Linked DNA regions of Homo sapiens: region 1 is linked to region 2. The links are chromatin loops, found by intact Hi-C in ENCODE. Cell type or tissue: Caco-2. All regions are shown on one strand. Links, peaks and the distances in the headings refer to the core of each region. The heading gives the core; the rest is flanking DNA.

Region 1 (16,125 bases), core at 4,130-8,129, 560 kb after region 2:
TTTGCTTCAGGAAGCAGAAAGGGAGACACGGTTTGTCTCACAGGGAGAGCTGCGACTTTGTCACAGAAGGCTGAGTTACCTCTGGGGCTCGGCCAACGGCCGTCTTCAATGCCCCCACATCCATCGGACAGGGAAGGCTTTGTGGACCCTTCTGACTTGTCAGGCCTGGAGTTCAGTCCTAGAGCTCCTTGACCGATCACCTAAACTAGGTGTATCAAGCAAAGAAATTGGGATCGGGCCTCCGTGGGTCAGGCATTCCATTTCAACTGGAGCTCAAAGCTTAGTAGCAATACTAGTCAGTAGGAGAATTTGTGTTGAATGAGTTCACTGGAAGCTGATCACAGTGAATGCAAAGATAAGCACTTACAGGCAGTGCTGAGAAATTCCACAACAACAGGGATGAAGAGGAAGTCCCAAAAGATTCCAAAACAGAGAGGGAGAGAGACAGAGGCAGGGGAAAGGGAGAGAGAGAGGAGAGGAGAGAGAAGAGAGACAGAGAGAAGACAGAGAGGGAGAGAGAGAGGAGGGGAGAGGACAAAGAGGGAGGAGAGAGAGAAGACAGAGAAGAAAGAGAGAGGAGAGACAGGGAGGAGAAAGGAGAGGGAGAGGAGAGAGAGAGGGAAAAGAGAGAGAGGGAGAGGGAGGAGAGAGAAAGGAGGGGCCGGGCGTGGTGGCTCATGTTTGGGAGGCCGAGGCGGGTGGATCACCTGAGGTCAGGAGTTTGAGACCAGCTTGACCAATATGATGAAACCCCATCTCTACTAAAAATACGAAAATTATCTGGGTGTGGTGGCATGCGCCAGGCCACCTATACAGAACAAAGAGGAAGATTCTAGCTCCTGAATCATACCCTGAGTAATAGGAAGTTTATTTTAACTCAAAGAGGCTAGAAATTGTTAGAGTTCATGCTAAGCCCTGACCCATCAGTGGTGGCAAATAGCAGCGAGCTTGTCCCACTGCATGCAGCTCTGGTTGGATCAGCGTGAGCCACTGTGTCACTAAAGAGGCCAGGGCACAACAAGTATTCCACACACACAACCACTCTTAGGACGTGGTGGCTCACGCCTGTAATCCCACCACTTTGGGAGGCCGAGGCAGGTGAATCACAAGGTCAGGAGTTCAAGACCAGCCTGGCCAGCATAGTGAAACCCCATCTCTACTAAAAATACAAAAAATTAGCTGGGCATAGTGGCGCACACCTGTAGTCCCAGCTACTTGGGAGGCTGAGGCAGAAGAATTGCTTGAACCCGGCAGGCGGAGGTTGAGGTGAGCCCACTGCACTCCAGCCTGGGCAACAGAGCGAGACTCCATCTCAAAAACAAACAAACAAAACAAAACAAAAACAAAAACCAATTCTATTGCAATGTTTACTCAAACACCGTCATTTTAATTCTGGCTCTCTTTCTTTCTCTCTCTGTATATATTATGTATATATTTCTCTCTCTCTCTCTCTTCTCTTTCCCTCTCTCTTTCTGTATTTCTTTCTCTCTCTCTTTTTCTTTTTCTTTTCTTTTTTTTTTTTTTTTTTTTGACAGGGTCTTGCTCTGTCGCCCAGGCTGGAATGCAGTGGTGCAATCTTGGCTCACTGCAACCTCTGCCTCCCAGGCTTAACCAATTCTCCTGCCTCAGCTTTCTGAGCAGGTGGGACCATAGGCACACACCACCATGCCTGGCTAATTTTTGTATTTTGTTTGTTTGTTTGTTTGTAGAGATAAGGTGTCACTATGTTGCCCAGGCTGGTCTTGAACTCCTGGGCTCAAGCCATCCTCCCGCCTCGACTTCCCAAAGTGCTGGGATTACAGGCGTGAGCCACGGCACCTGGCCTCTCTTTGTTTCTCTTTCTCTCTCTTTTTTCTTTCTCTTTTTTTCTCTTTCTCTATTTCTCTTTCTCTTAATAATTTAATCTTTTAAAAGTTATCTCACATGGCAAAGCTTTGGCTTTACAAAGCGAACAAAAAAAACTTCCCCATGAAAAGTATCCTGATTCATTACCACTTTTTTTCATTTTTTCCTGTTTTTCAGTGCGTTTGACATATGCGTCATTGTCGTAGTAGCACGTGTATAATTTTAAGTCCTGTTTTTCACGTAGCCTCCTATTAGCACTTACCGTCTTGCCCCTGAGCCTTCGTAGCTGTCATTTTTGATGTCTACATAATATTCTTTGATTGAGTACCCCATGATTCATTTTCTTTTCTCCTGCTTTTGGCCACTTTGGTTGTTTCCAATTTGTGCCATTATAAATAACACTGCAATTAACGGCTTTTATTTCCTCAGATACATTTGCATCTGTTTTATGAATTAAAAGCAGCTGAACTGACTTCTGTGTCATTCCTGTTTGAACAAAAATGGAATGTCCTGGTTTCGTAACGGGACAATCTAAATTTAGCCTCACTGACAGAGCTGTGCGACAAGGGGAACGGCAGAGTAGAGGTCGTAGAGCATTTCAGAAAAAGTCTATTTAGTTCATTTGTCCCACTTTGAGGAGAAGACGAAGTCTTGTGTTGCTCCAAAGTGAGCGCAAGATTGGTAACTTTACCCTTGACAGGAGTTTTTAAAAAAAAAAAATAATAAATAAATAAATAAATAAATAAATAAACAAACAGTATCATGGCCGGGCACGGTAGCTCACGCCTGTAATCCCAGCACTTTAGGAGGCCAAGGTAGGTGGATCACCTGAGGTCAGGAGTTCGGGACCAGCCTGGCCAACATGGAGAAACTCCGTCTCTACTAAAAATACAAAATTAGGTGGGCATGGTGGCGCACACCTGTAGTCTCACCTACTCGGGAGGCTGAGGCAGGAGAATGACTTGAACCCAGAAGGTGGAGGCTGCAGTGAGCCATGATCGCACCACTACACTGCAGCCTGGGTGACAGAGCGAGACTCTGTCACAAAACAACAAACAAACAAACAAAAACAGTACAACTTCCAGTTCTGTTCCTTTCTTCTGACCTTGCTATGCATGACCAAAGTGAAGAGCAACTATGAATGCATGATGTCCAAGTAACACTGAGAAGGTTTCTGGTTTTCGTATGTTTTGTCTCCACAGGTAAAGAAATGCCTGGTGAGGGGACAGCATGTATGTTTGTGTGGAGGGTGATGAATAAAGAAAAGTAAACCATGAGGACCCTCAGAAATTTAAAATAATGGTTCCAACATGGAGCTCAACAGACCAGGTGAAGAATAGATCAATGCACCTGAAAATGAATTATGGCCCCAATAATCAAGCTGCTCAAAAGGCATCTCATGTGAATTTCCTGTGTGAAGGATTGACAGAACAGAGGAGAGAGAGAAAATTAATAGTGAAATAAAACTACCCAGAGATAAATGAAGACACATGTATGTGTGTTGAATGAGTTCACTGGAAGCTGATCACAGTGAGTGAAACAGATAAGCGCTTACAGGCAGCACTGGGAAATTTCACAACAACAGGGGTGAAGAGTAAGTTCCAAAAGATTTCAAAGCAGTCTGGGTGCAGTGGCTCACGCCTGTAATCCCAGCACTTTAGGAGACTGAGGCAGGTAGATCACTTGAGGTCAGGAGTTCAAGACAAGCCTGGCCAACATGGTGAAACCCCGTCTCTACTAAAAATACAAAAAATTAGCCAGGCGTGGTGGCGGGCACCTGTAATCCCAGCTACTCAGGAGGCTGAAGCAGGAGAATCACTTGAACCTGGCAGGCGAAGGTTGCAGTGAGCCGAGATGGCACCATTGCATTCCAGCCTGGGAAACAAGAGTGAAACTCTGTCTCAAAAAAAAAAAAAAAAAAAAAAAAATTCCGAGGGAGAGAGAGGGGAGCAGGGGAAAGAGAGGGAATAGGAGAGAGAGGGGAGAGGGAGGAGAGGCAGAAGAGAGGGAGGAGAGAGGGAGAAGAAAGGAGAAGGAGAGGAGAGAGAGAGAGAAGGAGGGAGAAGAGAGAGAAAGGAAAGAGAGAGAAAAAGAAAGCAACTTCCCGGGTGGGCATGGTGGCTCACGCCTGTAATCTCAGCACTTAGGGAGGCTGAGGTGGGCAGATCACTTGAGGTCAGGAGTTTGAGACCAACCTGGCCAATATGGTGAAACCCCATCTCTACTAAAAATACAAAAATTAGCCGGGCGTGGTGTTGGGCACTTGTAGTCCCAGCTACTTGGGAGGCTGAGACAGGAGAACCCCTTGAACCCAGGAGGCAGAGGTTGCAGTGAGCCAAGATCACACCACTGCACTCCAGCCTGGGCAACAGAGTGAGATTCTGTCGAAAAGAAAAAAGAAAAGACAAGAAGAGAAAAGAAAAGAAATTTCCCTACAAAGAAACAAAAATTAAATTGGGTTCTGCTCCTCACTGGGGACAATGGATGCCGGAAGACAACAGAGCAGTAACCTCAAAAGTTTTGGAGATGAAAATTATTTTGAACTTAGCATTTTAGGCCAGGCGCAGTGGCTCACACCTGTAATCCCAGCACTTTGGGAGGCTGAGGCGGGTGGATCACCTGAGGTCAGGAGTTCAGGACTAGCCTGGCCAACGTGGTGAAACCTCATCTCAACTAAAAATACAAAAAAATTAGCTGGGCGTGGTGGCGGGCACCTGTAATCCCAGCTACTTGGGAGGCTGAGGCAGGAGAATCTCTTGAGCCCAGGAGGCGGAGCTTGCAGTGAGCCGAGATCATGCCACTGCACTCCAGCCTGGGCAACAGAGTGAGACTCCATCTCAAAAAAAAAAAAAAAAAAAGAAAGAAAAAGAAAAAAGAAAAATAGAAATAGATGTATAACTTTTTAATCTGTTAAAGGGTAGTTACTAGAAAAATAGAAACAGATGTATAACTTCTTTAATCTGTTCCTAAACTACTGGAGGAACAATAATAAAATAACCACTCCTCAAAGGACAAGAAATAAAGCATGAAACTATCCGTGGCTAGGTGTGGTGGCATACATCTGTAATCCCAGCTACTCAGGAGGCTGAGGCATGCGAATTGCTTGAATCCAGGAGGTGAAGGTTGCAGTGAGCCAAGATCGAGCTACCGCACTCCATTCTGGGTGACAGAGAGAGACTCTGTCTCAAAAAAAAAAAAAAAAGAAAAAAGAAAGAATATATGTATCAATTAGTGTCATACCAGCTGAGAGTTACAGACAACTTGATTCCCTGTGGCTTACAGAAAGAAGTGACTTGACTTTCTCGTGTTACAGAAAAGTTCAGACACGCCTGGCAGCAGACAAGGCTTGGAGCAGGGGTTTAAACAGTGCTCACAGGACTGAGTCTGTCCTTGTGTGGAGGCTGCCTTCCTCCACACTGCTCTCATCCTCAGGCCCTACACGGAGGCAGGTTACCTCCATCAGCTACTTCTGTCTTCCCAGTTCCAGTCCAGTGGGAAAGGGCCACCCTTCTACTAACAGTTCCACCAAATGCTCATTGTCCCTCATCAGCCTGATGGGCTTATGCGTGCAGGGGGACACAGGCTGTGATTAGCCAAGCCCTGAGCCACCTGCCCATCCTAGAATCAGGAAGGAAGTTGGAGTTGAGAGTGGCTTAAGAAGGAACATAGCAGCCAGGCGTGGTGGCTCACGCCTGTGATCCCAGCACTTTGGGAGGCTGAGGTGGGCAGATCACCTGAGGTCAGGAGTTCGAGACGAGCCTGGCCAGCATTGCAAAACTCTTTCTTTACTAAAAATACAAAAGTTAGCTGGGCATGGTGGCATGTGCATGTAATCCCAGCGAGTCGTGAGGCTGGGCCTGGGAGGCAGAGGTTGCACTGAGCAGAGATTGCACCACTGCACTCCAGCCTGGGCAACAGACCAAGACTCCATCTTAAATAAATAAATAAATAAATAAAAGAATGAGCCTGGCTTTAATTACATTTTAAAATAACTTACAGAGTGTAACTGGATTGTTTGTAACTCAAAGGATAAATGCTTGAGGGGATAGATACCCCATCCCCATGGTGTGTTTATTTCATATTGCATGCCTGTATCAAAATATCTCATGTACCCCATAAATATATACACCTACTATGTACCCACAAAAATTAAGTTAAAATATATATATAATGTATATACACATATATACATGTATATATATATATATATATATATATATATATATATATATGTATATATAAAAGAAAAAAGAAAGAATTAGCCTGACCAAGCACAGTGGCTCACACCTGTAATCCCAGCACTTTGGGAGGCCAAGACAGGAGGAACACTTGAGCCCAGGAGTTCAAGACAAGCCTGAGTAACACGTCAAAACCTTCTCTTTACAAAAAATACAAAAATTAGCTGGCACGCTGACACACACCTGTAGTCCCGGCTACTTGGGACTAAGCAACATTGCCTAGACATCGTCAGATCCCTCTCTGATCCCCTCTCCAGCAGAGGTTCTCTTGCTCTCCTCCCTCCGGTAAGTAGCTCCATCCCATAGCCTCTGAAGTTTGCATGCCATGAGGGACCGCCCCCTCCAGCAAATCTGTCAAGGCTTTGACCAAAGAAAACGTATGCATTCTACTGCCATCTTGTGGTCATGTCTTTTTCTTTGCTCAGCCTCCAAACCCCTCAAACCCTACAATTACCTCCTGTGCTTATTGAGGAATAGAAGGACCAGAGACATGGGGGATACTCCTCAGGCCACAGAGCTAGTCAGGGTGGTGCTAGGACTAGAACTTTACTCCCTTGACTCGGTGGCATTTTACTTTCACCCGCAGGTTTTCGCTGGACTTCCTGGTTTCACTAGACCGGGGGTCAGCAAACAACACCCCATGGGCTGAATCCGGCCCACTGCTCATTTTGTCAATAAAGTTTTATTGGCACACAGCCACACTGGTTTATGTATTGTCTGTGTCAGCTTTCTTGCTACAGCAGCACTGTTGAATAGTTGCAACGGGGACCACAGAGCCAGCAAAACCTGAAATATTTGCACTCTGGCCCTTTACAGAAAAGGTTTGCAGACCCCCGCCCCAGTAGTGGACCCTGCTAGTCCTGAAGGTAGATTCCAGTTTATAGAATCTCAGTGTGACATGATGCGATGGACTGAGATATAGCCAAACACCAACCACTTTGAAATTGTTGAAATAGTTGAAAATCCTTGCTCTCCATTTTTAACTCTGGATTGGCTCTGGGTTACAGACGCATGGGTTTTTAGTGCTGCAATAGATGCTTCCTTAAATCCACTACCTGATGCCCCCCCGTGAGGAGATCGGAAAGGCAAGCCTAGTTGCTCTTATTAGAAAAGAAACAGGCCGGGCGTGGCTGCTCACTCCTGTAATCCCGGCACTTTGGGAGGCCAAGTTGGGCGGATTGCCTGAGGTCAGGAGTTTGAGACCAGCCTGGTCAACATGGTAAAACCCTGTCTCTACTAAAAATAAAAAAAAATTAGCCAGGCGTGGTGGTGGGCACTTGTAATCCCAGCTATTCGGGAGGCTGACGTAGGAGAATCACTTGAATCCGGGAGGTGGAGGTTGCAGTGAGCCAAGATCATGCCACTGCACTCCAGCCTGGAAGACAGAATGAGACTCTGTCTCAAAAAAAAAGAAAAAGAAAAGGAAAAGAAAACAATAGCCAGCCCCAGTGTGTGTTGTTTCCATCTTTGTGTCCATGTATCCTCATCATTCAGGTCCCGCTTGTAAGTAAGAACATGTAGTATTTGATTTTCTGTTCCCACGTTAGTTTGCTAAGGATAACGGCCTCCAACTCCACCCATGTCCCTGCAAAGGACATGATCTCATTCTTTTTTTATGGCTACATAGTATTCTATGTTGTGTATATGTACCACATTTTCCTTATCCGGTCTATTATTAATGGGCATTTAGGTTGATTCCATGTCCTGGCTATTGTGAATAGTGCTGCAGTGAACATATGCGTGACATCATCTAGACTTCATCAGACCCACTCTCTGATCCCCTCTCCACCAGGAGTTCCTTTGCCCTCTCCTTTCTGGGAAGTGGCCCCATCCCATAGCCTCTGAAAGTTGCACACTGTGAAGGAGTTCTGTGTGTCTTTATGGTATGATTTATATTCCTTTGGGTATATACACGAGTTCACTTGTGGATATGGTTTGGCTGTGTCCCCATCCAAATCTCATCTTGAATTGTAGCTCCCATAATTCCCACGTGTTGTGGGAGGGACCCAGTGGGAGATAACTGAATCATGAGGGCGGTTTCTCCCATTCTGTTCTCATGGTAGTGAGTAAGTCTCACAACATATGATGATTTTATAAGGGGTCTCCCCTTTTGCTTGACTCTCTTTCTCTCTTGTCTGCCACCATGTAAGACGTGCCTTTCACCTCCCACCATGATTGTGAGGCCTCCCTAGCTACGTGGAACTGTGAGCCCATTAAACCTCTTTTTCTTTATAAAATACTCATTCTTACATGCACATGTATGTTTATTGCAGCACTATTTACAATAGCAAAGACTTGGAACCAGCCCAAATGTCCATCGATGATAGACTAAAGAAAATGTGGCACATATACACCATGGAATACTATGCAGCCATAAAAAAGAATGAGCTCATATCCTTTGCAGGGACATGGATGAAGCTGGAAACCATCATTCTCAGCAAACTAATGCAGGAACAGAAAACCAAACACGGCTTGTTCTCACTCATAAGTGGGAGTTGAACAATGAGAACACATGGACACAGGGAGGGGAACATCACACACTGGGACCTGTTGGGGGGTGGGGGACAAGAGGAGGGAGAGCGTTAGGACAAATCCCTAATGCATGTGGGGCTTAAAACCTAGATGATAGGCTGATAGGTGCAGCACACCACCATGACACATGTATACTTACGTAACAAACCTGCATGTTCTGCACATGTATCCCAGAACTTAAAGTAAAATAAATAAATAATTGCCCAGTCTCGGGTACATCTTTTTTTTTTTTTTTTTTTTTTTTTCCAGACGGAGTCTCACTTAGTCGCCAGGCTGGAATGCAGTGGCGTGATCTCGGCTCACTGCAACCTCCGCCTCCCGGGTTCAAGCGATTCTCCTGCCTCAGCCTCCCAAGCAGCTGGGACTACAGGTGCCCACCACCATGCCCAGCTAGTTTTTGTATTTTTAGTAGAGATGGGGTTTCACCATGTTAGCCAGGCTGGTCTCGATCTCTTGACCTTGTGATCCACTCGCCTGGGCCTCCCAAAGTGCTGGGATTACAGGCATGAGCCACCGTGCCCGGCCCCCAGTCTTGGGTGTGTCTTTATCAGCAGCATGAAAATGGATGAATACACCTATACAGCAAACCTATACAAGTACCCCTGCACTGAAAATAAAAGGTTTTTTAAAAAAAGAAAAGAAAGGCCTTAGTTCTTAAGCAATGACTAAAATGTGGGGAAACTCAGGTGGAATTCTGCAATGACACTGAAGTATCACGGTTCAATTTTAGACACAAAAAGCCAGGCAGGCAAAGACACCCACCATGAGCCAAGCTTTGCTGGGTTTGGGGAGGGAAGGGGACAATTGCTGTAATCTTGAGACTGAACAGTGCTGGAGGGAGGATTCAGGACAGCTTGGTAAGGGGCTTAAAAGATATTGACATGTACCCCAAATTGTATTTAATGGCATTTTGCTAAGTAATCTGGTTTCTGGTTTTAGATTCGGATTTTAGTTAGAAAGAGCTTATGCTGGGACACTGGACTGGACAGAAGAGCCACTTTCCTGCCTCACAGGGGCACAGTTTCTTTCTAGAATTCTCTTTGCAGAGCGGCTGTCCAAGATTAAATTGAAGCAGATGGGCCAGGCACGGTGCCTCACGCCTGGAATCCCAGCATTTTGGGAGTTTGAGGCAAGAGGATTGCTTGAGTCCAAGGTTCAAGACCAGCTTGGGCAACACAGTGAGATTCCTGTCTCTATTTCCTTTTTTTTTTTTTTTTAAGATGGAGTCTCACTCTGTGCCCCAGGCTGGAGTGCAATGGTGTGATCTTGGCTCACTGCAGCCTCTGCCTCCCAGGTTCAAGCAATTCTCCTGCCTCAGCCTCCCAAGCTGGAATTATAGGCGCCGGCCACCGCACCCAGCTATTTTTTTTTTTTTTTTTTGTATTTTTAGTAGACACGGGGTTTCACCATGTTGGCCAGGCTGGTCTCAAACTCCTGCCTTCAGGTGATCCACCCGCCTCGGCCTCCCAAAGTGCTGAGATTACAGGTGTGAGCCACTGCACCTGGCCTCCCTGTCTCTGTTTCTAAAAGAAATATATATATACTAATAATAAATAAATAAATAAATAAGAGGACAGACTTCTCTCTCCATTGCTTAAAAATCTCCTTATATAGCTGGAAAGTAGCAAATTGTAGGAAAGCAAGAGGAAAAGTCCTAGGGGAAGGAAGCCCAGCAATTCCTAAGACGTGTGATGTGTCCTAACCCCCAGCTGGTTGACTTATGTGCCTGAGGAGTCTGAGGACATGGCTACCTGGATCTCTGGGCATGAGTGCCAGTCCCTGGGACACCTCTCAGAGCCCAGCTGTCTGGAAAGGCCACCTGTGGGCATCTAATCCACAGCCCACCTGAGCCCTCCATGTGCACCACCTTGGACATCCAGCCCCATGCAGCCTGGAGATGCTGTAGCCCCAGCACTCTGGGCTGGTGACCCCATGAGAGGCCCTGCACAAGAACCGCCCCACCAAACCCTTCCCAAATTCCTTACCCATGAAATCATAAGCAAAACAAAAATGGTCGTTGTGAGCTGCTAAGCTTAGGGTTGATTTGTTGGGTAGCAGTAGCAATCTGGAACAACTGCCCAGAAGAGATATGCATCTGCCTCTGCTAAGGGAACTGCCGGGGAAGAGCCCCCAGTAGGGAGTCTGTATAGAGTTGCAGAAGGTGGAGAGAAAGGGAGAAAGAGAGAAAGAGGAGAGGGAGGGAAAGAGAGAGAAGAGGGAAAGACAAGAGAGAGGGGGAGAGATGTTACCAAAACACCAGGGGTTTGGTCTAGGCCCTGCTGCTCACTGCACAGAAAGCCAATCACTGAGACAATGAGTGTTGCTGAGGGAGAAGGCTTTAATCGGGTGCAGCAGCTGAGATGGGAGCTCAGTCTCAAATCCATCTTCTTGACCCACTAAAGGCCTTTCTTTAGCAGGGAAGAAATGTAACTATGTGTAAGAAAACAGGAACTCAGATAAAACAAAGCCAAGTTTCAAGCTTTAAGAACTTGATCAGATGGGTCAACTTCTATGTTTATCCAAAAAACAAAAAAACTTGTCTATGGGACTACTAGGTTGGTTTCAGAGACAGAAGTAGAGGGAGAGAGAGAAGAGGGAGAGAAGGCAGGGAGAGAGAATGGGAAGGGGGAGAGAGAAAAGGGGGAGGTAGGAGAGGAGAGAGAGAAAGGGGGGAGACAGGAGGGGAGAGAGACAAGAGAGAGAAAGAGAGCAGGGAGAAATAAGAAAAAGAGCAGGGAATGATAAGAGAGAGAGAGGAAAGGGAGAGAGGAGGGGGAGAGAGAAAGGGGGAGGGGGAGAGGGAAAGGGGGAGGAAGAGAGAAGGGGGAAAGAGGAGGGGAAAAGAGGAAGAAGAGAGTGGAGAGGGAAAGGGGGAGAGGAGGGAGAGAAAGGGAGAGGAGGAAGAGAGAGGAGAGAGAGAAGAGGGAGAGAGGAGGAAAAGAGAGGTGAGAGAGGGGAGGGAGAAAGAGGATGGAGAGAGAAGGGGAGAGAGGAGGGAGAGAGAGAAAGAGGGAGAGGGAGAAAACGAGGAGAGAGGAGGAAGAGTGAGGAGGGAGAGGAGGAAGAGAAAGGAGGGAGAGGGGGAGAGGAGGGAGAGAGAGAGGAGGAAGAGAGAGGAAGGAGAGAGAAAGGGGAGTGAGAAGGGAGAGAGAAAGAGGGAGAGGGAGAAAGATTGGGGATAGACAGGAGAGAGGGGGAAGGTGAGGGAAGGGAGAGAAGAGAGAGAAAGAGGAGGGGAGAGAAAAAGAGGTGAGAGGAGTGAGAGAGAGAGGAGGTGGGGAGAGAGAAAAAGGGCAGAGAGAGAAGAGAGAGGGATGTCTGCACATCTGATCTCCAGGTTCAGAGAGTCAGGAGTTGGCTGACAACATCCACAATGGCGAGCTGCCCTGTCCCTCCTCTCTCTAAGCTGCAGAGGGCAGGGAGGAAGCAGGACCATGGAGGGAAGACACCAGCCAGGTCTCCCCTTGCCCTCCGCAGGCTTCCAGCCCAAAGCAGCCCCAAACTAGAAGGGGGATTTAATGCTGAATCCAGCATGGAGCTTTAATTAACGTCTCAAATTAGACAATCTGTTCAGTGTTGCTCAACTGGCTTGAGACTGCTTTTGCTTCTGAAACTGACCTGGGACTGTCCCTTGCATAAGAGTGAACCAAAAAACCACGGCCAATCCAGTCTCAATTTGGGGGATGGGCGAAAGTGGAAGTAGGAGGAAAAAAAGCTGCGTTTGATTGTGTCTGGAATTGTGTATCTTCAACACAGTGAAGCCAGCCCTGTGAAATTCAGGATGTTTTCATCTCACGTGCTGGTTTCTAGAAGCCTCATCCTCCTGGATCCTCTCATCTGATTACACTTCAGGTTTATCTGGGCTTTTTTCTCTTAAAAACACAACATTTTTATAGACTGATGTCTAGACTTGCACCTTTTCAAATCTGAGTCTTTTTTTTTTTTTTTTTTAGACAGAATTTTCACTCTTTTTACCCAGGCTGGAGTGCAGTGGCACAATCTCAGCTCACAGCAACCTCCTCTGCCTCCCGGATTCTAGCGATTCATCTGCCTAAGCCTCCCGAATAGCCGGGATTACAGGCATGCGCCACCATGCCCAGCTAACTTTTTTGTATTTTTAGTACACATGGGGTTTCACCATGGTGGCCAGGCAGGTCTTGAACTCCTGACCTCAGGCTATCCGCCCGCCTCGGCCTCCCACAGTGCTGGGATTACAGGAGTGAGCCACCTCACTTGGCCTCTCTAAGTCTTTGTTTGAGTGTTTGTTCAGAGACAGAGTCTCTCTCTGTCACCCAGGCTGGACTACAGTGGTGTGATCATAGCCCACTGCAGCACTCCTGGGTTCCAGGAATCCTTCAGGAACTCCTCTTGCCTCAGCCCCTCCAGTAGCCAGGACTACAGGCATGTGCCCCCATGCTGGGCTTTTTTTTTTTTTTTTTTTTTTTTTTTGACAGGACCTCACTCTGTTGTTGCCCATGCTGGAGTGCAGTGGTGTGATCATGGTTCACTACAGCCTCAGACTCCTGGCCTCAAGCAATCCTCCTGCCTTAGCCTCCCAAAGCGTTGGGATTACAGGCGTGAGCCACCGCACCCGACATCCCTGAGTCCTTACATTGTTGCCTGGCCGTGCACTCTCTGCCCCCCACCACTCTCAGCACTTTGGAAGCATTTAATTCACCAGAAGTGTGACGGGGTGATGGTTTTACAGGTCCCAGGAAGAACACACAATGTCACACTCACATAAGTGTGCATGCTCACACCCAAATCAGACACTCCCTAAAGCTGTTCAGTGTTGCTCAGAAACACCCTCAAGAGATCCTTGGTGGGTTTGATTCCCGCCCTGCTCACACCGGCTTCTCATTCCCATCAGGCCCACAGTGCAAACCCCTTGAGCAAGCACAGCCAGTGGGGAAAGGCCCCTCGGTCAGCAGACGCAACACAGGCCCCGCAGTGACAGCTCTTCAGATTTTCACATTTTTCCCAAGATGTCAGAAACCTGGATTTTTTATTTTATTTATTTTTTGGTAACTCTCCTGATTTCTCTATGCTGGCAACAAAATAAAAATAATTTTAAAACATTCAATGAGCCAAGCAAAACAAATATATGCACCTGATTCCAAACGGGCTTACAACCTCTGATTGACAGCGAGGTCTCCTCCGTCATAAATCACAAGGGCGATGATGGCATTACCTGCATTGGAGCTGGATTCAGCAGAGAAAAGGAGGTAGGGCTGAGGAGACGAGTCACAGCCGTCTCTTTGCCATGGAAACCCCAGGGGAGGAGGCTTTTTTTTTTTTTTTCTGTAGTAAGAGATCAATGAGAGATTAATAATAATCCTGTACATTGATGTAGCACTTCAAACTTGAGTGCTTGCCCATCTATAATCTCATTTGATCCCCAGAACAGCCCCGTGAGCTTGTCAAGAACGCCTGACACTCTCTAACCTGATAAAGGGAGATAAAGACCCAGGCAATTTCACACAGAGAAAGAAAGAAGGTGGGGAAAGGTAATGGGAGGACCCAGGTTTTAGTGGAAGGGCTCAGAAAGAGTTCATTTTTCTTTGCTTTTGTCTGATATTGCTGTCTCTCTCTCTCTCTTTCTGTCTCTCTTTCTCCCTCTTTCTCTTTAAGAGACAAGGTCTTGCTCTACTGCCCAGACTGGAATGCAGTGATGCAATCATAGCTCACCGCAGCCTCAATATCTCAGGCTCAAGTGTTCCTCCCACCTCAGCCTCCTGAGTAGCTGGGACCACAGGCACGCACCACCACATCTGGCTAATTCTTTCGTTTTTTTTTTTTTTGAGACGCAGTCTCGCTGTGTCGCCCAGGCTGGAGTGCAGTGGTGCGATCTCAGCTCACTGCAAACTCTGCCTCCCAGGTTCAAGTGATTCTCCTGCCTCAGCCTCCCGAGTAGCTGGGATTACAGGTGTGCACCACCATGCCCAGCTAATTTTTGCATTTTTAGTAGAGACAGGGTTTCACCATGTTAGCCAGGCTGGTCTCAAACTCCTAACCTCAGGTGATCCACCCACCTCGGCCTCCCAAAATGCTAGGATTACAGGCGTGAGCCACCGCTCCCGGCCTAATTCTTTAATTTTGTTTAGAGATGGGATCTCACTATGTTGGCCAGGCTGGTCTCAAACTCCTGGCCTCAAGTGATTCTCCCATCTCTGCCTCCCAAAGTGCTGGGATTACAGACATGAGCCACTGCGTCCAGCCTGTCTGCTCTGTTATACCCTCTCTCTGTGATAGACGATTTTGCTTTGCAGTTGCAGAAGGCAAGAGACAAGGGTGTTTCTGCCGTGAGCGGAATGGCAGCAGCGGGAGTGAGAACACCAGCTGGCAAAACAAGACACAGCTGGCAAGATTTGCGAAGAAAATACGGCCTGGTGGTTGAGGATCCAGAGATGACCTTCACTGACTTGTCGATGCCACAAGCATCAAACCTGGCCCAACCTCCATGGAGTCCATTCGCATAAAACTCATTAACTGGAGCCAATCTTCACAATCTGGTGACTCAGAGGTAAATGTTCTTTTATCAAAAGTGGAGTGAACATAACCATTAGGATGGTTACTCTAAAAGAAAATAACAGAAAATTACAAGTGTTGGTGAGGATGTGGAAGCATTGGAACCCTTGTGCCCTGTTGGTGGGTATGTAAAAGGTGCGACCACTGTGGAAAGCTGAATGGCAGTTCCTTAGGAAAGTAAACATAGAGTAGCCAGGCGCGGTGGTTCACACCTGTAATCCCAGCACTTTGGAAGGCCAAGGAGGGCAGATCACCTGAGGTCAGGAGTTCGAAACCAGCTTGGCCAACACGGCGAAACCCCATCTCCACTAAAAATACAAAAATCAGCCAGGCATGGTGGTGCATGCCTGTAATCTCAGCAACTCAGGAGGCTACTAAAGCAGGAGAGTCAGAGGTTCTGATTCTGCCTGGAAGGCAGAGGTTGCAGTGAGCTTAGATCGCGCCACTGCACTCCAGCCTGGGCAACAGAGTAACACTCCATCTCAAAAAAAGAAAAAGAAAAAGAAAAGAAAATTAAACATAGAGTTACCCTATGACCCAGCAATTCCATGTCTGGGTATATACTCAAAAGAATTGAATGTACATGTATGTTTATTGCAGCACTGTTTACAATAGCAAAGATTTGGAATCAAACCAAATGCCCACCAATGATAGACTGGATAAAGAAAATGTGGCACATATACACCATGGAATACTATGCAGCCATAAAAAAAGGATGAGTTCATGTCCTTTGCAGGGACATGGATGAAGCTGGAAACCATCATTCTCAGCAAACTATCACAGGAACAGAAAACCAAACACTGCATGTTCTCACTCATCAATGGGAGTTGAACAATGAGAACACATGGACACAGGGAGGGGAACATCACATGCCAGGGCCTGTCAGGGGGCCGGGGGTTAGGGGAGGGATAGCATTAGGAGAAATACCTAATGTAGATGCCGGGTTGATGGGTGCAGCAAACCACCGTGGCACATGTACACC
Region 2 (16,125 bases), core at 7,613-11,612:
TTTTTTTTTTTTTTGAGATGGAGTCTCGCTCTGTCACCCAGGCTGGAGTGCAGTGGCACGATCTCGGCTCACTGCAACCTCCGCCTCCCAGGTTCACGCCATTCTCCTGCCTCAGCCGCTCGAGTAGCTGGGACTACAGGCGCTCGCCACAACGCCCAGCTAATTTTTTGTATTTTTGGTAGAGATGGGGTTTCACTATGTTAGCCAGGATGGTCTCGATCTCCTGACGTCGTGATCCACCCGCCTCGGCCTCCCAAAGTGCTGACATTACAGGCGTGAGCCACCGTGCCCGGCCCTGTTACACTTATCTTTATTCCCCTCATCCATTCTTTTCTCTGGACTATGTTAGTGCTCTGGTAACATCCTTTCCCTCATTCAATCCCAACTCTCCTAAACCCCCTTGAGTATGTTCACCAGTGGTTTATTGACATCCATCTATTCTTGTTCTCTCCAAGCCCAGCAAAAATAAGAAAACATATTTTGGGGTAGACAGATGCTGACCCCTGACAATTTCTCTTTGATTTTCCTCCACATTTTCTCTTTATTTTTTGCTTCACTAACCTTTAAGCCAGAGTAAATAAAAATGACTGGAGATGACTGATTTGCCCCAGATTACACATTAAGTTAGTGGTGATACTAGCGCCAGGGCCCAGGGCTGACTCTGCTATACCATACTCCCTTCCCTGATGGTGCCTGCTTTTCTGAAAGCTTCTTGCCCTATTATAAAGGAAGAAGCATCTACTCCAGATGTTGAAAAAGGTAAGGAGCGGTTATGAAGGCCCAGCCCTGGGGATAGCTTAGCATTTTGCATTTAGTGCAAACCCATTTGCAGCTTTTCCTCATATTTGGTTGAAAGCATTTGCATTATACAGTTCATTTATGCCTTTATCATAATTAGGTGCAAGTTGCTGCTGCAATATGCTTGTCTGCATTATTACCGTACTTGCCTATTTTCATTCCTGCTCATCCTACGTTATTGTGTCTTACTGGGTTCATGTCAAATCTTTTCAATGTGTATAATATTCTGCTTTCGGAAATCAGGAGGGGGCAAAGATTGTTATGTCAAAAATTCAGAGAAAATGAAGAAATGTGTGTACATGTGCACATATAGAGAGAAACTGCATTGAAATCACAGCGAGATTGTGGCAGAAATGAGAAAACCTAAGATTAACGGCTTAGAGGGTTTTTATGCTCCTGGAACTCAGAAATGGTATGTTTGCAGTTGCTGCACAAACATGGTCTAATTGCTGAAGCTATTTTTAAAAAGCACGCTGAAACCATGAAGCTAGGGAAGTTCAAAGGCTTGCTCTTGCATGTGCTCAGTCATCTTTCCCAACTCTTATTGCAAAATGATTTTTTGCTTGAGGACAGAGTGTTGGGTATCTGTGACAGCCACGGTGACATGGGCTGGGAGGTGTCTCCAGAGCAGCTCCAGCAGATCCCTGATGGCCCACTGGGTAATTAAAAGCTAAGTGGAATGTTGAAAAAACGTCCATACAATTTGATCGGTCAATTTGCTTGCTTTTTTGAGAATTTAAATGAGACCTTCAGAATCATTTGAACTTTTAAAAGGAAATCATTTCAAAAGTCGTCGAAAGCGAGTGTGTTTGATGTGTCTTAAGTGACGGGCAAGACTGAACTCATTTTAGGTGGTTGTTGATAGTATGGATGCAGCTGTGAAACTTGAATCAGAATCATGCGCCATCCTTCAGTCAACTTTGTAAGGCACATTTCTCCCGGAAATCCCACAACTGTTGATTATTCTCTTGTACGGCCGTGGAATCTGAGAGCTTTCAATTAGCCCCTAAGGGCACGAGAAGTTGAGGGTATTTTCCAAATAACAGGGTCTACATGCAAATGACGTGGTAGGAGCAGGGGTAGGATGAGCCAGAGAAAGCTGGAGCCTGGCTTCTGCCCCATTCTCTCCAGCTCACTCGCTGTAGAAAGCCAGTGGCTAAAGGCCCTTGTTGGAGCCAGGGGAGTCTTTGGTAGGAGACCCCTGAAGAGCATGTACCCTGATGTGGTTTGGCTGTGTCCCCACCCAAATCTCATCTTGAATTGTAGCTCCCATAATTCCCACGTGTTGTGGGAGGGACCCGTGGGGAGGTAATTGAATCATAGGGGTGGGTTTTTCCCATGCTGTTCTTGTGGTAGTGAACAAGTCTCATGAGATCGGATGGTTTTCTGAGGGGTTTCCCCTTTCGCTTGGCCCTCATTCTGTGTTTCCCACCTCCATGTAAGACATCCTTTTGCTCTTCCTTCATCTTACACCATGATGGTGGGGCCTCCCCAGTCATGTGGCACTGCGAGTCCATTAAGCCTCTTTTTCTTTATGAATTGCCCAGTCATGGGTGTGTCTTTATTAGCAGCGTGAGAATGAGCTAATACATACACTAACCAAGCACCCTCTGTGGCTGACTCCAAGTTGTCATGGAAGTTGATAAAGTACCCTTGAGAGCTTAGTACCAAGTCACGTGCTGACTGACTGGGTTTTACACGTCCTAGCCACCTTCCACCCAGACCACTGTATCCAAAACCTGGCCTGGCCACGTTTTGGATAACTTTTTACTTACTTTTTTATTTAGTGAACTACAGTTTATTTGATCATTCTTGATCACTTTATTAAGCGGAAGGAGATGTTAATCTCTGAAAAGTCTATCCTTTTACTTCCCTAAACCAAAAAGTGACTGGAGCAGATCTCAATAGATGAGAAGTTTATTTTGTCAAGGTTGAGGGCACACCCAGGAAAAAGAAACACAAGTCATAGTAGGATCTATGGCCTGTGCTTTTTCCAAAGAGGGTTTTTGGAACTTCAGTATTTAGAGAAAAGAACAAGCAAGAGTAGCGGGGGGTGGGAAAGAGGGAGGGAGAGGAGGCAATGAGGCCAGTGGTCACATTCCTGTGAAGCCCTGACCAGCCCTCAGTGGATCTACATTTTACATGTGAAGAAAGGGAATCAGGGAAAGTCAATTATGATTCTCTCTCTGCTTAGTAAATCTACACTTTACATGAGTTAAAGTAAACATGTGACATCATAGCTGTCTGTTTGGGAACAAAAGGAAGGCAGTGTTTTGCATGACTCAGTTCCCAGCCCTAACTTCCCCTTTGGCACAGTGAGTTTGGGGTCCTGAGTTTCTATTTTCCTTGCACACGTCTTAGTGCTGTGATAGAAAAGGGGTTTATTTGAACTCTTGCCATCTTTGTCTTAAAAGATGATGGAAAGTCAACTGTCTGTGGATGTGATAGGCAAATCAGTTGTTTTAAGCAATTCTTAGGTAAGATTTAACATGGCCTCAACTAATTACTTAAGAGACAGCTAGGAATTATTTCTGTTTGCCTGTACTTTGCCTCTGTATGTGTGTGTGTGCATTGCATTTCTAGGGAAAATATTGAATAGCAGTTTCTTTTTTGAATAATTATGTATTAGAGAAATTTAGCAATATTCTTCCCAAATTCTATATACTTTACATTACCCTTCATTTTACCTTCCAGCTGATAGAAGAGGGAAAATTGTAGATTATTAATTGATAGATAGATAGACAGACAGATTGTCAGGGAGATGGATGGATGGATAGATAGATAATAGAGGACTTTAGCTTATATAGCAATTCCTGATACAGGCACAGATGCAGACTCATAGTATAAAGTTGCTTATCATGGCAAGTGCCTGACATTTCACCATTTTGATGACTATTCTAGGCCCAAAAGCTCACAGACTGGGGGCAAATCTTTTCCATCTAAAAACACTCCCATCATCCCTTAACAAACTGATGACAACATAATTGTTTTCTATCAAATGAATCCTGAAATAGTATAAAACATACAAAAATTCAGTCTGTTTCATGGAGCATACACCTTCAAAATTCTTTTCAGGCTTATTTTTGTCACTAAATAAAAATCAATCACTTGAAAGCATACGTCTCTGATTTCTATCCCTTGTCTTATAGGCAGGTGTCTCTATTTCCAAGTCAGCATTCATTATGCACTTAGCTAATATTTATTGAACCTCTGTGTTCTGTTGGTAGTTATGAGTGTGATGCAGGGGTGGCTGGGATATCAGGTGTCCTCTTTGAGGGTTTCTCTCCAGGGTAGACGGGAAGCCTCATTGCATCCAGGGTACAGAAAGGTGTGACAGATTCCCCAAGACACGGGCTGCACTTTGGGGCACTGTGGAACTCACAGGTGAGCCCCTCCCTGTGCTCAGGGGCATCAGGTTGTCCTTCAGGGGCCAGCAGGTAAAACGGACTCTGAGAGCAGAGGCCTGCTAAGAAGGAAGTGGGGGTGTGGGCAGTCAGGAAGTCATGGCTTCTGTTTGAGTAAAGCCTGATGAACCACACTCCTTACCCAGGGTTAGAGGAACGTCTATGGGACCAGCTGTCAAATTAAAAGCATAAGTCACACATTCTATTTCCAGAGCCCACAAGGAGGAAAAACTGAGACTTCCTAGACATGAATTTCATTTCTGACAGGCTTCTCTCCTGCTACATACATGCACATTATCTACACACATGCACATGTATGTAGATAGCGTGGCAAGTGCATGCACACACAATTCTGCACACACACCTCCTCCTGCACTCAAGGTTTCTGGTCTCCATACAAAGATGGGAAGATTTGGGGCTCAGGGATTTTGATCAAACCCTCGGTAAAGCAGAAACCACCTCTGTTGTACTTCTAGTTTTCTGTTTCAGGGCCCAAGAAAGTCCATTTCAAGGGCCTTATGTGTAATTCACAGTTTTGTTGGAGTCCCCTTCTAGGTAGACAAAACAGAGGAACCTTTCTTAGACTGGATCTCAGTTCAGCCATCCCAGGGGCTACCCTCTCACCTCAAACTCAACAGAAGATCAGGAATCTGGGGGTAGCATGGGCCACGTGTCTTCCCTCTCAACACCGCGGTACCCTGGAGCAGGGGTTCCCAACCCCCCCAGCCACAGACTGGTATCGGTCCATGGCCTATTAGGAACCAGGCTGCACAGCAGCAGGGGAGCAGCGAGTGAGCAAGCAAAGCCTCATGTGTATTTACAGCTGCTCCCATCGCTGGCATTACCACCAGAGCTCCGCCCCCTGTCAGATCAGCGGCTGCATTAGATTCTCGTAATAGCACGAACCCTATTGTGAGCTGTGCCCGCGAGGCATCTAGGTTACACACGCCTTATGAGAATCTAATGCCTGATGATCTGTCCCTGTCTCCCATCACCCCCGGATAGGACCGTAATTGCAGGAAAACAAGCTCAAGGCTCCCACTGATTCTACGTGATGGTGAGTTGTATAATTATTTCATTCTGTATTACAATGTAATAATCATAGAAATAAAGGGCACAATAAATGGAATGCACTTGAATCATCCTGAAACCATCCCCCCGACATTGGTAGAAAAACTGTCTTCTGTGAAACCAGTCCCTGTGCCAAAAAGGCTGGGACCACTGCCCTGAAGCACTCAGGAGACACCTGCATGCCACTCAGGTCTCTGCAGGAAATGACGCTGGACCGGCGGTTCTACCGAGAGACTTCCTGTCTTAGTTGGCCCCATTTATCCTCTGACGGTTTCCCACATACATGGCTTCTCACACTCTATTCTTCTCATGGACATATTCGTGCCACTTGCAGTTCCACATTTCACTGCTTTTCAGATTGATGTGTTACCGGAGAATTATTCTTCTATCTATTATTATTATAACATTCACCATAATCATCATTAGCCCATTAACTCATAACTATTACTATCATTGCTAATATAATGACTGTTAACTAAATATGAATAATGTATGCTATCACTAATATAATTACTATTATTAACTATATTCCATCTCACATAATCTATCTCAGCTGCTTCATCTCCCTCTGCCTCCTTTCACCTTCCCCCTGCCTGATGTTACAAACTGAACAACTTAGAGTTCCTTGAATATTCCATGAGCCCGGCTTCTCCCCCAGGCCATAATGAGGGTATGTCAGTGTGCAGTGCACAATTAGTTCCTCTGCCAAGGCAAGATCTGGGGTGCATGGCCGGCCTTGCAGCCCGTGTGGGTGTCCCAGTCTTGCTCTTGCTCTTTAAGTCAGGTGTTTGCCTCTGCTGCTGCCATGGGAACCATCTACTGCTGCAGGTCAGGCATCAGAAAAGTTGTGTGTCCTGCCCTACACCCGTCAAGTGACGACAGATGACAATTGGAGGGGAAGGAGAGGAGGTCAGAGGAACTGGAGTTGCACTCGTACCCTCCCTGGTGAACTGAAAGAGCACCCTCCCTGGTGAACTGAAAGATAGACAATATCCATAATGTCGAGGCATTGACCAAAATCTTACCACGTGTTTTGTGCTCCATAGAATCTATTTCAATGGAGCACCGGCTCTTAGAGCGCTTAAAGATTCTGCTTTATTAACTGACTCCATGTTGCTCTACTGGGCCCTGTGGAGTAGTTAACAGCTGTTAGCTTGAAAGAACGTATGGTTTTGTTGGGAACTGTAAGGTGTAATTAATTCATTAGGACCTGCTACATGTCAGAGGCTGCGTGAGACACCGGGCTGCACTCATACCTCACGTCTCAGACACAGACTTGGACCTCAGGGAGGTCACATCCCTCTGAGGAAGAGACCAGCAAAACACCAATCAGATGTGACCAGTGGCACTGGCCACTAGAGTAAGCACCTGGGCTCTGGGGTCACAGCAGAGGGGGCACCACCAGCTCTGGGAAGGCTTTAGGGAGTGGATGGCAATTAGAACTTTCAGGATGAAAGGATGTGGTTCAGAGGACTGGGGGAGAGGGCAGCACAGACAGACGAAGCCACGTGCAGGGGCACTGAGACAGCTCAGGAATGGCGGTGAGTTCACCCCCACCGGGTCGTGTCCGGGAAAATGATGGAGAGCAGCACTGAGGATCAGCAGGGGAAGATCACGCTGTGCATCCTGAGTCTTCTGGGCTTCATGCTGTGGGTCGGGGTGATTCGTTGAAAGATCTTAGCCTAGGGGTGTTTTAGGAAGATGGCACAGGCTGCAGCATGTAGACCAATCTGAAGGAAAGATTTGCAGTCTTGCAGGTGAGATGTCATTAGGCCTTGGACTGAGACAGGAGTGGTAAGAGGGGAACATACTTGGGAGTCTGGGGGGAAGGTCAAGGTCAAGGTCAGCGGGATTTATGACATGGTCATCTACGGGGAGAAAGAGCCAGGGAGTAGCTTCTAAGACTGTGTTTCTAGCTGGAGTGACTAGAGGAGTGAGGGTGATCTTTTCAGAGCTCAGGAGTATGTAAGGAACAGATTAAGGTGGGAGGGCAGGAAAAAAGACAAAACAGAAGTTCTGCTTGGATTCGTTGCATTCTAGCTGCCAAGATGGAACTATCCGGAGGCAAGGCGGCACTTAAACTGCAAGCTGGGGCTGCAGGTGGAGATTCGGGAGTGACTGTTTTAGGATTAATTTCTAATGGCCTCAGATAAGATGACCCAGGGTAAAGGGAGACTATGCAGAGGGGGAGCAGTGAGAGTGAAGAGGAGGATAAATAACAATAGATGGCATTGCATGGGACATAAAGTGACTGCTCGGAGGTTATTTACGGGAAGATGGATCTCGCAATTGAGTGCTGAAGAAGGCGTTTGGTAACAACTGGAGCCCCTTCTCTGTGCCAGGAGCGGGCACTGAGGGGCACAAGTGATTAAATACCACCCCTGCCCTCAAATGAAAGCCAACATAGAAACAGATAAACTATAGATCAAGTTTGCAATTCCTAGAGTTGAGATATAAACTAGGTACTATGGGAACACAGAGCTCATTTTTCTTTTTTATTAGATGAGCAATAAGTGTTAAATGTAGAAAAATTAGAAAATACAGAGAAACAGAAAGGACATATATGTAACTCATAATTCTACAACCCAGACATGTGGCTATGAACATTTTCATTCATGTCTCATACAAATAAAAAATACATTTTTTAGCAAAATGAGATCATACAGCACACACTGTTTTGTAAACATTTTTACTTCATATTTTATTATTTCTGTAGTATTAACTATGTTATCATTTTCAATAACTGCCTAGTTTCTTTTTTTAGCAAATGTATCATAATTTATTAACCTGTCTCCATCATTGGACATTTAGATTGGTTCCTGGCTTTCACCACATTAGACGGAATGGCAAATATTCTTGTAGCTACATATATGCAAACATCAACATTATTTCTTTACAATAAATTCCCAGAAGTGGAATTGTTGTGTTACACGATGTTCTAGTTAAGCTCTTTAGCTATAAGAACTAGACCTCTCTTCTCTATAGACTTGCTAGCTCCAGCTTAAAAGTAGAGGGAGGGGATTTTTATGAACAAAAGGAAATGAGGGAATCTAAAGGCGCCAAGAAGCTGATTCCTGCAGGCCTGTTGAGAGACTAGAAATTAAAACTCCCCGGGCCAGGCACGGTGGCTCATGCCTGTAATCCCAGCACTTTGGGAGGCCGAGGCAGGAGGATCACTTGAGCCCAGGAGCTCAAGAGCAGCCTGGGCAATATTACCAGACCCCATCTCTATAAAAATAAAAAAAATCAGGTGGACATGGTGGTGCGTGCCTGTGGTCCCAGCTTCTTGGGAGGCTGAGGTGGGAGGATCACCTGAGCCCAGGAGGTCAAGGCTGTGGTGAACCGAGATCACACCAGTGCACTCCAGCCTGGGCAACAGAGTTAGGCCCTGTCTCCAAAATAAGTAAATAAGCAATGAAGCTCCCTGGATTCCAGCCCCTGTTACTCAGGAGCCGCAGGGCCTCTCACCCATGCTCCTCTGTGCCTCTCTGCCACCCTTCTCTTCTTTACCAGCCTGGTTTGCTTACTTCTTTTGCCATAAGACTCAATTTTATGTCATGGCCCCTCAGCTTCAGTGGCTGACGGTAGTCTCTGCCTTTTAGTTAAGACGCCGGAGAAGGTGAGTCTGATTGGCAGATTCCCACCAGTCCTGAGTTCTGGCCAGCTAAGCTCGGGCAGCCATGGATCTGGGGGCTGGGAGCAGGATTCAGTCGGGATGTGCTGGAGCCCACTTACCCCAGCTAGTGAGAGCTGACCCTGGGCACCTCCTCCCAGCTCCAAGTTCACTGACGTCATATTGGGAGCTTGAAATCGGCTGTGCCGGATTTACTTACAGCAAGAAAACCAGTAAGTGCTGAGTCAGGGCTGGTCGTGAGATGTTCCTCCGAATACCACTGGGTGTCACATGGAACAAAACTCTCTGACTCCTTGAGAAATGAGTATGGCCAGTGACTGACATCTTTAGAATATTTCTGAAACAATGTAATCTCATTAACATTCCGTAGATGTTACTTCATTCTGTTATTGTGTTTAATGTCCCAGAGAAGAAATCTAGTTTTGGGATTTTCATTTCTTTTCTTTAGATTGATATGTTGTTTTATCTGTCTGCACTCTTGTCAGTTTGATTTGCTTACAAAGCGTGCACGTTTTACTGGGCTGCAACTGTGGTGGGGCGCTCCCTTTGCTGGTTCTCAGTAAGTCCATTTTATTTGAAGATGCAAATCTTTTTCCAAGTCGGGGAAGTTTTTCCACGTTGTTAATTTGATTAATGTGTTTCTTTCACTTACAGTGTATTCACCTTCTGGAATTCCTACTGTGCTTATATTTGATCTTTTGGGTCAATCTTCCATTTTGCTTATCTTTTCCTCATCATAGCTAACTTAATCTATTTTCTTTGAATTCTGGAGAAAACTCTTGATTCCAGCCAGGTTCACTGATTTGATTGTATGCACTATCCAGTCTGTTCTTTCGAGCTTCTGTTGCATTGTTAATTTTGGCAATTGTATTCTCATCTGAAAGTAGTCTTTTCTGATCTCAGATGATTCCATTTTCATATTTACAGTGTGTTATTGACTCCTCTCAATGAGTTATTTGATTCAGATTCTCTGGTTGATCTCAAGCAGTGTAATTCAGAAATTTCTTAAATGTTCTGTTTCATAAGGGTGATATTTCTTTATGTTCTTTAAATTGATCCCATTATTATGGACTTTTTTTTTTATTATGAGCTTTATTATCAGGGCTACTTCACTTTTATTTTGCCACATTAATGAATGTGCAGGCTGTATTGAGAGCCTACAGTTCACTGCAATTGAATGAAGGGAGGTTTGTTACGGGGCTAAAGGAATTCCTTTCCCTGTTTGTTTTAATAATCGAGAAGTTGCCCGGGCTCTACTCTTCTCTCACCAGCACTTAGTGTGCTCAAGAGGTTCTCTCAATGGAGCCCGGGACTGGCAGTGTGGGCATCCCCTGAGTACCTGCCAGAAATGCCCGGTCCAGAGGCACCAGCTCAGAAACTCTGGTATGGGGCCTGGGAATGTGTGTCTTCACAAGTCCTCCAGGTTGGTGCCATCAAAGTTTGGGAAGTGCCTATTTGCTCACCACTGGGCTTCCAGCCACAGCAAGGGTGAGCCAGGTCCAAGTTCACGTTTAGTCCCCTCATGGCAACATCTGTGCACTTTCACGAGGCATTTGCAGATTTGCCCAGCCTGTACCTCAGCCCTCAAGCTGCTCCTACCCGGAATTCTGACCTCTGTGGAGTTTGCAGGGTTCCTCAGGGGTTCCTTTCACTTCGTGTCCAGGTGGACTTGTCTTTTGCGGGTGGGGAATTTCAGGTTGGGCAGCCTCTCCCTTAGACAGGGCTTGCTCATGCTGTCCTGCAGGAGCTCCAGTGTGGGTGGTCGTGATTTTGATTCTCAGCAGAAATGCAGACTATTTCCCTACTATTTTTTCTTTGGATATTTCTATAGAGATTTAGGAAGAGGTGCAGAATGGGAGGCTCAAATCACCTGGAGGCAGAAATTCCTCTTTTTTTTTTTTTGGATGACCTAAGGGAGATTTACAGAGTAAAGGGGACGCTGTTGTAACCATCCAGGTGGGGATGAGGAGGGTCTGGCATTGGGGATGGGGAAAAGGTGGACTCCTGAGTATTTCTGAGATCCAGTGGATCAGCCTGAGGAGCAGTTGCGTGGAAGGAGAGGATGAGTTAGGATGGCTCAGTTCATTCAGTTACAGTGAACTGTAGGCTCTCATTTTCTAGCGCAGCTGCCCTGATGACTTCTTGGAAGACATCAAATTGTGTTTGACTTGGGCAGAAGGATGGCACTGGATGAGTGAATGGATGGGGTGGCCATTCCCAACCACAGCTGAGCACGTCGTGGTGACGGGGTGTGATCTCCCCCACCCCTGCTGCACCCAGAGCTGTCCTGGTCACATGCACATTCACTGTCAGACGACAAACAGGGAGAATGACCGATGCTGCCAGGAATTCTGTTTGGGTCTCGTACGTTATCATCTGTTACCAGTGACAGTAGTGTTTGGGACATTTCGCCAGCTTCCCGGAGAAACAGCCCTTTTTCCTCGGCCTCCCGGCACCTGCAGTCCGTCCGTAGCTTTCCCACAACCCATCCCTCAGAGAGTTCTGGCATGCTAATTTTCAGGTTTACCAAGTGGCATGAAAGATACTAATGAATTTCTTTACCCGTCGCCCTCCTCCTAGCTGTCATAGCTCTTCCCACTTGAAGTGTTTGTTTTCCTTGTTCCTGTGTGTGTGTGACAGAGGTGAGGGGTCTGCTGCCTTCATGGTGGACGACTCACTTGTCTGGTGCTTCAAGCCTGGGGTCTGCCTTCCTAATAATGGCCACTGTCATTTTCCCCCAGCTGGAGGCCTGAGGACATCAGCTTAAGCCTCTCCAGGGCTCTGGGACCTGCAAGGTCCAGACTCTTAATGTGATTCTTGACAACTGATTTGTCAGCTCATTTTCCCCTTTTCTCAATGTCCTGTTGTAGCTCAGTCTGTCTGCTTGTCCTCAGCGTGTAATAAAACAACCCCAGACACCCCACTCCAGGAACCAGGGCCCCAGAGCTGTCCCACAGCCTAGTTTAGGACTGAAGCCCCAGATGGCACCCCCTGCCATTGGGAACTCTAAGGAGACTGAACAGGAAGAAACACAGAGCACATCTTCCAGGAAGAACCTTTGATAAGCTGAGAACTCTTTGCCCTTTATTTAAAAAGTAAAAAGAAGCGAGGAGGAGAAGCTGCGTAGAAGCCCTGCCCTCTGAGTTTGCTTAGAAAAAGCACATTCAAGTTTGCATTTAGGAATCGCAGTCAGTGACGCATGCTTGGGTTCCCTGCTCAAGCTGTTAGGGCAAAAGCGACGGCGTTTCTACCCTCATCAGGAGAGACTGCCTCTATGAATCTCTCGTCGCCAAACTAAGCAGTTTTAATCCAGATACAGAGTGGAGACAGATGAACGCATGCAGGATGCTTCTCCAGAGACGGCGTGTTCTCGCTGTTGTCAGCCATCCAGACAGGGTGCTCAGAGGGCAGCCTTGGGGCACCCTGCAGTGGGCAGGCAGCATGAGGCACACGGATCCTTCCTTCTCTTTTCAGCTGAAGAAATGCTAAAGAGAAGTTTGTAAAATTCAGAGCCTCATCTCAGAGGGAAAGATGAGTTAATGATCTGCTGCAGAAGGACTTGGCAGGTGCGTGCTCCAGCCGGCTGAGAAGACACCCACGCAGCCCTCCCACCATGCTGAAAAACATAGGGTCAGCCATTGGCACTCCCCCTTTTCCCATTGATGAAACGGAAATTATCTTTTGGAATTGTGCTGTTAACAATACTCTGTATTGCCACAAGTAGGTTTTTGCAATATGTTGAACAAACGTGTTATCCCTTTTCAGGTCCTAAAGTAAAGAGGGTCTCAGGAGGGTGTAAGGGCAGCACGTGAGAGTGTGGCCTGTGAGGAGGATGTTGAGTGACTTCAGGGAAATCAGTGTCACCTATGCAGAGTCACAAGCTGGCTTTCCTAGTCTTCCAGCACCTGGATAAATCCCTTTTTGTGCAACAAGCACTGATGGAGTCTACAGAAGCATGCATTCCCGTGGGAAGGGCATGGCTTTGGTGCTGAGCCTCTAGATGGTACAGACAGGCATCAGGGACCCTTTGGCCACTCATTTAAACCCTCAGCCAGAAGGAATGAAATCACTGGGGCTGTCATGAGCAATGAAAATGACAATCTGCACTTTATAGACACTTAGCATAGTGTCTGGCATACAGTAGGCACCCAACATACCTTGAGTCTGTTATGTTTTGTCTATCAGCTGTTACATTTGTTTCTATTGTCTTTTCTCCAGTTTTCTCTGGGATTGGTTAGAGTGAAACGTCATGAAATTGTTTTTATTTTATTTTAAAGACAGGATCTCGCTCTTTCACCCAGTCTGGAGTGCAGTGGTGTGATCTCGGCCCACTGCAGCCCTGACTTCTTTGGGCGCAGGTGATCCTTCTGCCTCAGGCTCCCCAGGCTGGTCTCGAACTCCTGGGCTCAAGCTGTCTGCCCACCTTGGCCTTCTACAGTGCTGGGATTGCAGGTGTGAGCCACCGTGAGGTCCTGTTTTGATTTTAGACTCATCCCTTAAAGCCCAGGCTGTCACATACCAGCCACCACTTTCTACGACTCCGTAAGGCACGGTGGTTCAGAACACAGGCTGTGGCATCTGCAGACCTGGCTTTGTGTTCAGGCTCAACCACTTAGCAACTGTGTGACCCAGGCCACATCAGGCTTCTTACCTGTAAAACAGGAACCACAGGCCTTTTGCATTTAGGGGCAAGGGTAGGCAGATGCCACATTTCCAGCAGGACTTATGGGACATGAACTTAATAAAAGTCTGCTCCAGTAGCCTGAGCACCTTTAGGGCTTAACTTGGGGGCCCGTCAATGCCTCCACCGCGCTCTCAGCCACAGAGGAATTCCTGAACTGTCCACCAGTGGGGTTCCGTTATTTCCTGTGATGGGCAGGTAGGGCTGACACTCTGTTCTCCAGTGTAGATTTCATAGTTTGGATTTGGGCGGCCCAGAAATAGCCTGCGAGATCTTACTGAACCAGGTCTGACGTCATCACACTAAATGGAAAAAAGTTAGGAACGTGCTGGTATTCCAGAATTCTTTTCTTAAAAAAGTAACGTTCCAAAGCAACCATATTGCTAATTGAAATAGAATTTTTTTTTTAAATTCAGGAAATGTTGGGCCCTTTAGTTTCCCTCCTATTTTTCATTAGGTATTTTGGAGCATTTCATTTATTGAGCACCTACCGTGTGCTGGCTGCTGTGTTATATGCATCGTACATATTTTGTTCTCACAACAACTCTGGAAAATAAGCATAACCCCTTTTCTCCTGTAGTAAAGGGGAACTTGGAAGGAAACAGAAGCCTGCCAGGGTCAGAGAGCTCATGGGCAGCCAAGGCAGGACTTAGACTTCACAGTCAGAGGCCTCAAAGCCTGCGCTTCTCCCGTGACACTGTCATTTCAGAGGGTGATGGTCCACCATGGCTGAAGACCAAATTCAGCCAACAGCTGCTGCAGCCAAGAGTCCATCTGTCTCCTCTGACACTGTCATGTCCAACCTGTTTGCCTGAACATACTTTGGCCACTTTGGAGTATTCTGCTCAGAAGTAAAAATAATGTCGTCAAATTTCATAAATAGATTTCTGAGGTATATACTTCTCCGCAGGAACCTGGCTCACTTACTGTCTTTAGATAATGGAAATCGTGGTTGCAACTGAGGTTCTTTCCTAAGTTAACAAATGGTTGTTCCTCACCGCAGAACTACAGGAATGACCCTTACAAATGAGCAGATTCTTTGTTTTCTCTTGATTGCTGGCAGCAGCTGCTGTGGGTGCTCAGTAGAGGAATGTTTAGTGAGAGAAACTGAGCTAGTGTTGCAGCAGAGGAAAAACACTAGGAAATTGACGACTTATCTTTCCATTTGCACCTTCAGAAATAGGTTAATTGTTTCAGTGACTGCCTCTGTCTTGATTAGGAAGCATTAATAGCAATTAATGATATAACTTCAAAAAAGGTATAGGAAAATTAATAGAATTCTCCGTTAATATAAATTATACTCATTATCTACTGTATCCAGAACCATCAGGCCTGCCAAGCTCGTTGATTAAAGTACAAGTGGAGTTTTTTCGGTCTGAATTCTCTAGATAGTTAAACCTTTATTTATTTATTTATTTTGCAGTATAAAATTCCCCACAGTGAGCCAATAGTATTATTTAGTTTAAAATCCCTCAATTCTACAACTTAGAAACCTTTCATAAGTTAATTTTATTAATGTACACACATTTTATCTACACGTACAAATATTATTTGATGGTAATGATGAAACTTTGTTAATAAAGGATGGTGAAGAAAAGTTCAGGTCAAAAAAATATGAAATTGTAGGACTGATTTTATCTAGCTTTAATTCTACTCTGCAGTAGAAACAGAAGGCTTTTTTGGTAGGCAGACGCCACATTTCCAGCAGGACTTGTGGGACTTGAACTCAATAAAAGTTTTTTTTTGGGGGGGGTGGGTGGAATGCCAATAATGGTAAGAATAACAATAGCAACAATGATAGCAAAGGCAATAACCAACATCCCCTAATCTGCCCCTAGGACCAGGTTCAGTACCTCACATGCATTCTCACTAATCTTCACACTTACAGGAATCTTCAAGGTAGAGGGTGTTACCCCGCTTTACAGATGAGGAAACTAAGTCCCAGAGGTGGTCAGGAACTGGCTCAAATTCAGACAGCAAAGTGGCAGAGCTGAGAGTCATGCCCAGGTGGGGAAACCCCACGCGTGCATTCTGTCACTCGGCTGAACTGCAGCACAGCCCTGGGCTTATTTTAAGAACATAAAACCTGTCTCACTAGACCCAACTCTCTGCCCTGTTCCTTATTCTTTCTCAGTGTCACCAGAGGACACATCAGACACAGTTAGCCTTCCCCATGTCAACTCTAGATGGAGAGGAATGCCCCTCGAAGGAGTCTAGGCTGCCTCAGGATTTTACTATGGGTGGGAAACCAATGCATTTGTCCTTGCCCTTGGTTAAACGGTTATCTGAAGTTGGCTTATATTCATCCTCTTACCATCCTTAACAGCAAGCTTGCCGCCAAATTCCGTCACTGATTATTTTGACTTGATGAAGCGTTGCTCTTGATCTACAGATTCCTCGGTGTGTTGTGGACTTTGATCGCTTGGCCAGCTGTAATCTGCCAGCTTGAACACGATTGATCTTCATGCACCAGGCACTCACACCTGCCCATTTGGCGGGGTTGCTTATGTCTTTCTCACACCTTCTAGCTTGTTCTT

Evidence for each region. Peaks named below come from ENCODE experiments on the same cell type or tissue, not always from the same donor. Only the 100,000 strongest peaks of a DNase experiment are listed, where the experiment ranks them.
Region 1: a loop joins it to region 2, with 16 times the contacts of the local background. A loop is called at or near these places in 8 of 110 quality-filtered maps.

The regions. Positions count from the first base shown.
Region 1 is chr7:4,473,113-4,489,237 of GRCh38, forward strand. It overlaps LOC124901579 (a long non-coding RNA gene), which reads left to right. Exons shown (of 2, transcript XR_007060198.1): 2 at 3,048-3,330. Among named protein-coding and RNA genes, the nearest start is that of FOXK1, 200 kb to the right of the region's middle. In Caco-2, for the core only: a CTCF peak has its summit at 6,490 (motif pointing left); a DNase peak (open chromatin) is centred at 6,429.
Region 2 is chr7:3,913,298-3,929,422 of GRCh38, forward strand. The region is part of intron 5 of SDK1 (sidekick cell adhesion molecule 1); the gene reads left to right. Among named protein-coding and RNA genes, the nearest start is that of SDK1-AS1, 570 kb to the left of the region's middle. In Caco-2, for the core only: no CTCF peak of the experiment used is centred there; a DNase peak (open chromatin) is centred at 9,114.